2 separate regions of the Homo sapiens genome follow, and region 2 is linked to region 1. Evidence: chromatin contacts called from ENCODE Hi-C or POLR2A ChIA-PET data. All regions are on one chromosome and are shown on one strand. The core of a region is the stretch at or near the end of the contact, and the rest is flanking DNA. Distances in the headings are between cores, read along the strand shown. Region 1 holds the start of MON1A (MON1 vesicular trafficking associated A). Region 2 overlaps SEMA3F-AS1 (SEMA3F antisense RNA 1).

What was found. A loop is a pair of places that touch in the nucleus more often than their neighbours do. ChIA-PET counts read pairs that join two places held with the same protein, here RNA polymerase II (POLR2A). Pooled maps may share reads with other maps.
Region 2: a pooled map shows a loop between it and region 1 (2.8-fold over the local background). The contact joins the enhancer-like site here to the promoter of MON1A in region 1. A Hi-C loop is called at or near these places in 2 of 50 pooled maps. POLR2A ChIA-PET finds 5 or more read pairs at or near these places in 4 of 52 experiments (AG04450, HepG2, PC-3 and 1 more).

The regions. Positions count from the first base shown.
Region 1 is chr3:49,928,454-49,931,138 of GRCh38, reverse strand. MON1A (MON1 vesicular trafficking associated A) reads left to right here and starts at 1,328. Exons shown (of 6, transcript NM_032355.4): 1 at 1,328-1,530. RefSeq lists a silencer at 1,272-1,621.
Region 2 is chr3:50,120,400-50,123,084 of GRCh38, reverse strand. It overlaps SEMA3F-AS1 (SEMA3F antisense RNA 1), which reads left to right. Exons shown (of 4, transcript NR_135301.1): 3 at 497-560. Among named protein-coding and RNA genes, the nearest start is that of RBM5-AS1, 21 kb to the right of the region's middle. RefSeq lists enhancers at 1-45, 1,031-1,908, 1,909-2,685. Within about 2 kb of position 1,369, at least 3 of the 41 ENCODE cell types and tissues checked have a DNase peak (open chromatin) inside an H3K27ac peak, as active enhancers do.

The DNA.
Region 1 (2,685 bases), core at 79-2,578:
GTGGCAGCCATCTGAGACTGGAAGAAAAGCCCAGGGGCGGAGCTCTACCCTAACTCCAGTGTAGGGCTTAGAGAGGAAAAGGACACTGCCCCCAGGTGCTTGTGGAGCAGCAGGGAAAGTCAGAGGAGTGATCTGACTTTTTTTTTCATCCTATTAACTTTTGGGAGAATTAACCATAAGGCTGTAAAGTGAATTAATTGCTTCAGAAAAGAACATGAGCAGTGGTGCCAAACACTAATTTTACTTTTTAAAACCATCTCTAAAAATAAGGGTCTTTTGGGAGAGCCTGTTGTTGACTGTTTTCCTGTTGTTTTTATTGCTTTGCGTCTAGGAAATTACAAACAATGATTCTTTGCAATGGTAAATCACCTGGGGAGCTTTTAAAACAATAGTGATGCCTGGCTCCCCAACACTCCACCCTACTCTAAATTCAATTAAATCAAAATCTCTAGGGCTGGTGTCCAGGCATTAGTTTTTTTGTTGTTGTTTTTGAGACAGGGTCTCGCTCTGGTGCTCAGGCTGGAGTGCAGGGCATGATCATGGCTCACAGCAACCTCGACCTCCTGGAATCCCACTTCAGCCTCCCGAGTATCTGGGACTACAGGCACACGCCATCAAGCCTGGCTAGTTTTTGTATTTTTAGTAGAGATGGGGTTTCACCATGTTGGCCAGGCTGGTCTGGAACTCCTGACCTCAAGTGATCCGCCCACCTCGGTCTCCCAAGTGTTGGGATTACAGGCGTGAGCCGCCTCGCCCGTCCTAGTTCTTTTTTTTTTTTTTTAAAGCTTCCCGGCTTATTCTATGTGCCGTCAGAGTTGAGAACTACCGTTCTAGAGCATTATACTGATACATTAAAACGTGGCTACAAATATGTTTTTAGAAACAATTAGTGCGACTTTTGCGCATGCCCACATCCTTTACAGCCTGTGTGGCTGGGCCCACTAATGACATTTATCCAGTCCCCCAAACTTGCACTGTCCTTCCACAATCAGTGGGAGAAACAATCCTAACGTCCCTTTCTCTCACTTGAAATGAACTGCTAGCTGGCTCGGACGGAGAGGCCCAGAGTCCAGGGCTGTTCTGTGTGGGACTCTAGACTCGGAGGAGGCGCCCAGGCCCCTAGAAGGCGGCGCCGGATGAGGCAATCGCGGACCCGGGTCAGGACCTGCCCACGGCTCTGCTGGGACTAGGAGCCCAGAACCAGTCCCTCGGCGCCGCAGGCGGCCAAACGCTAAGGACTACATTTCCCACAATGCACCCCGGGGGCGGGCCGAGTCGGGCTGAGCGGCTGGAGCTGGGCCTTGGCCGCGAGAGGCCGGCGAAAGCTATCTTCCTGCACCGGCGGCCGGGTGAGGGCGGTGGGAGGGAGCGGTGCCTGCGCTGTGGCCATGTCTGTGTACGCAGGGGGCCGGGGCCCCGCGAAGCTGTGCCCTCAGGCCGGCCCCGGCCGGACACCCTTACCCCTCCATGGGTCCGGCAGAGGGCAGTGACCGGCACCTTCTGTGCGTCCTGGACTCCTCTGAGAAACAGGTGAGTTGACTGCCAGCCCACGTGGCCTGGAGGCACCTAGAGACTGGAGAGCTGTCATCTTTGGAGGGAGGGGCTTGAAGACGGGGGCCTCCAGCCATCAACGCTATCGTTTGCAATGGGAAGACTGTGTCTCCCTGCGGTCCCTCAGCCGGCTAGTCCCCAGCTGGGGAATACAAAAGGCGAGATCTGGAACCCATCCTTTGGCTGGGAGGGCGAGATCCGGTAGGGGGCAGTGGCCAGGTAGGACTCTCCCCACTCCCCCACCCCCGCCCCGCCAACAAACGTACACATATTCGGCCGGTAGAGTCTTCTCAAAAAGCAACAGAGGTAACTGGGATGAGCGGGGCAGCACCTGGAAGGGGCTTGGGTCTTTGCTTTGTTGTTTTTAGACGGAGTTTCACTCTTGTTGCCCAGTCTGGAGTGCAGTGGTGTGATCTCAGCTCTCTGCAACCTCCGCCTCCCAGGTTCAAGCGATTCTCCTGCCTCAGCCTCCCGAGTAGCTGGGATTACAGGCATGCGCCACCACGCCCAGCTAATTTTTTGTATTTTTGTATTTTTTTAGTAGAGACGGGGTTTCACCATGTTGGCCAGGCTCGTCTTGAACTCCTGACCTCAGGTGATCTGCCTGCCTCAGCTTCCCAAAGTGCTGGGATTACAGGCATGAGCCACTGCGCCTGGCCGGACTTTGCACCAGTTTGCCTGGTGCAACTGGGTTGTCCCTTGTACTGGGTGAGCCACCCTTTCTGGGCACAAGTTTGCAGAGGGAGAGTGAGCACCCTTTGTCAGGGAGGGAAGTAACCGCCAGAAGTGACAAGGACCAGACTGTGATCTCAGCATGGAGTAGGCATCCTGCTGAAGCAGCCATAGCACAGCCTCACCTGGGCCTTGTCTGCCACACATCCTGTATCCTGGCACCTCCTTTCCAGACAGGCCGCTCCAAAGGGTTAAGGTGAAATGAAGTGCTATCCAAGCAAGAAGAGGGAGCAGGAGTGGTAGGGAGTCAGTAGGGAGGGGCTTCTGAAGGCCTTCTCTGCTCCAAGGCTGCCTGAGTGAGAGAGGCACACTACAAGGGCTGATTGAGCCAACTTGTTTGGTGACATTGCTCACAGGCATAGCAGGGCACTTCTAGGAAAAGCAAGGCCTGGGGCTTCTAGA
Region 2 (2,685 bases), core at 120-2,619, 190 kb before region 1:
TGCAGGACAGGCTGGGCAGGGCTCCCACACCTGCACCTGACCCTGTTCCAGGCCCACACTAGGGGATGGTGGGGGGAGGCTTAATTACATCCATGAATCATTCTCAAATAGCTCCTGTCCAGCCAGACTCAGGATGGTGATGCCCGCCCAGAGCTGAGAGCCAGGGGCTCCTGGAGCCTCCGTTGCACATAAAAGCAGCAGAGGACGCGAGCAGGCACCCTAGCCCCTCCTCTCTTGGCCACCTGCCTCGGCCTCCCCCATTGGTGTGCAGAATTCACCCCAAGATCAGAGGCCTATCTCAGCACCCGTGGGTAGCGCAGAACCAACTCCTCTAGACCTGGCGGCCCCATCCCACGTTATCTTGCCCCCTCAGCCTCCTCCGTCCCCTTGTGGCTGCTGCAGACTCCTCCAGCTTCTCTTTCCAGCATCCTCTAGGCCTCACTTTGCCTCTGGTTGTCTTCACCTGCCTCTCCCTGTCTTTCTCCTCTTTCCTCAGGGCACTGGGAGGCATCCCAAGACCCAGCTCACTCCAGGGCTGGACCTCAACCTTGTACCTGCAGGTGAGACCCAATTCTACTGCACTGGAGTGGTGATGGGGCAGCAGTTGCCAGCAGCAGCCCAGTCCAGCAACAGCTTTGAATCTCAGTTTCCTCTTTAAATGGGATGGCAGTGCAGCTTGGACTAAGCAGGATGGGAGGGCCCTGCCCCTGGCTCATACCTTCTGCTGGAAAGTTCTGTCTGGCTGGGTGTGGCCCACCCTATAGGGTTCTGACCTTAACCCAAGTCCATGAGTCCACCTCCCTCCTGCCACCTTCTGGGAGACTGGGGTGAAGGACTACAGGCATCCCCTGCTTCCATCTGGGAGCCCTGGACAAGCTGGGCTCCAACTCCCCATGGGCTGTAGGGACAGAAGCTGAGAATCTGATGCTCTAGCAACAGTGCTTCTGTGAGTCAATAAGCACGTGGTAGGGAAAGGGAGTGAGAGGCAGAAATGCACTTTATCGACTGCAGAAATTATTTACCTGGGTCAGAAAGAATTGCTGAGAGGGAAGTGCCTACTGTGCACAGGGTCAGCCTGGCTCTTGCCCCATTGGGCGCTGTGGGGACGACTTCCCCATCTAGCCAGAGGGGGTCCCTGGGGGTCAGAGACCCTCAGGAACTTGCAAGGCAGGCAGACTTGGCACCTGCCTGACTCCAGAAAGTTTCAAGGCCGAAGTTCTAGCCAGGTCTCCTTGAGTCCCAGAGACGTGGAGAGAGCCCCTGGGAACCTCCAGTACCTCAGGACTTGGTGGGAAGTCCTCTCCTTACCACCACCTATACCAGCCTGGCTGGAAAGATGATGGAATGCTGCCACCTGGTGGCCACCAACAACACAGTACCCTCCTCCAGTATCGACTGTGGGCAATCTTCCCCCACACCCCACCTGTCCCTGAGGGCATTCATTCCTCCGGAATCGGGGTGGCTGGGATCTGGGCGCCCTTGAGACCCCCAGCCAGACTATGCATGCCTGGGGAGCTTAGCTCAGGCCGGGATGCTCATCTGGGCTTTGAAACTTGTTTGATGCACAGCCATGACAGCTGCTCCTGGACGGCCCTCAAAGCCTTGCACGTTGTAGCAGCTGTCCCAGCCAAGGGCAGTCTGGACTTGGGAATCCTTGGAGGCTCCTTCTAGTTCAGTAAGAGCACCGTTCAAATTCAAGATTTGGGTTCCCCTGATTGAGAGGATTGCACTACTCTCACAGCATCTCAACATCACACAGGACTAAGAGGAATGGTGGCCCTATGGGCAGCACACAGCACATTTAACCGGGCTTGGGATTGGAGTAAACCCTGATGGGCCAGTCAGGAGGATGCTTGGGATCCTAGTGCTTCCAAACCAGAAGGATCACCCAAATATGGTCTTGCAGGATACCTGGGCCCAAGATAACAGCCTGTCAAACCTCAAGGACTGGGGCCATCAATTTAGATGCAGGGTGAAGGCTGCAGTCACCTGGCTAGGTATGCTGGTAACAGGTGAGGCCAGAGGAGGGAGCCTCCATCTCTGAGGAGCTGGCTCAGACCCTCACATTCACAGGAACCCTCAGCTTCATGTTCATAGGAAAGGCCACGCTGGTGTTGACAACAGATGCCGTGGTCCACAGCACACATGGGAGAGCCTTGAGCAGCTTTGACAGGTAACTCTAAGCACCAGCAGTGTGGGACAGGTTGAGGTGCCCTTCCGGGTGCTGGGAAGTCAATCTGAGGCTGCTAGAGGGCTGGCTCCTATTAATGCCTGGCCATGGCTCCCCTAGGGAAGACGCTTCCACCCAACCTTTGCTGAGCTGGGTACATATAATTAAGAGCTTCCCAGATCCTATTCTGGGTATGCTCACCTGGAAGAGCTTTCCGGGCCGGATGTCAAAAGGGTCTAATTAGGGTACTCAGGACTGCTGCTCAGGTGCGAGGAACACCAGCATCACCCTTGATGCCGTGAGGGCTCTGGAGGTGAGGCCAGTTTCTTATCCAACTTCTGTAGACCAGATCTGTGACACACTCTCCACCCCAGCTCTGGGCGCTTGGGCCCTCATTTGTGAAGTTCCCAAGCCTTACTCTGCAGAAACCCAGGCTTGGGGCTTCTGCATTTGCGTCCACCTCTCCCTAGCCAGAGCTGTGATTAGGCTCAGCTTCTCCAAGGCACTACCCTACA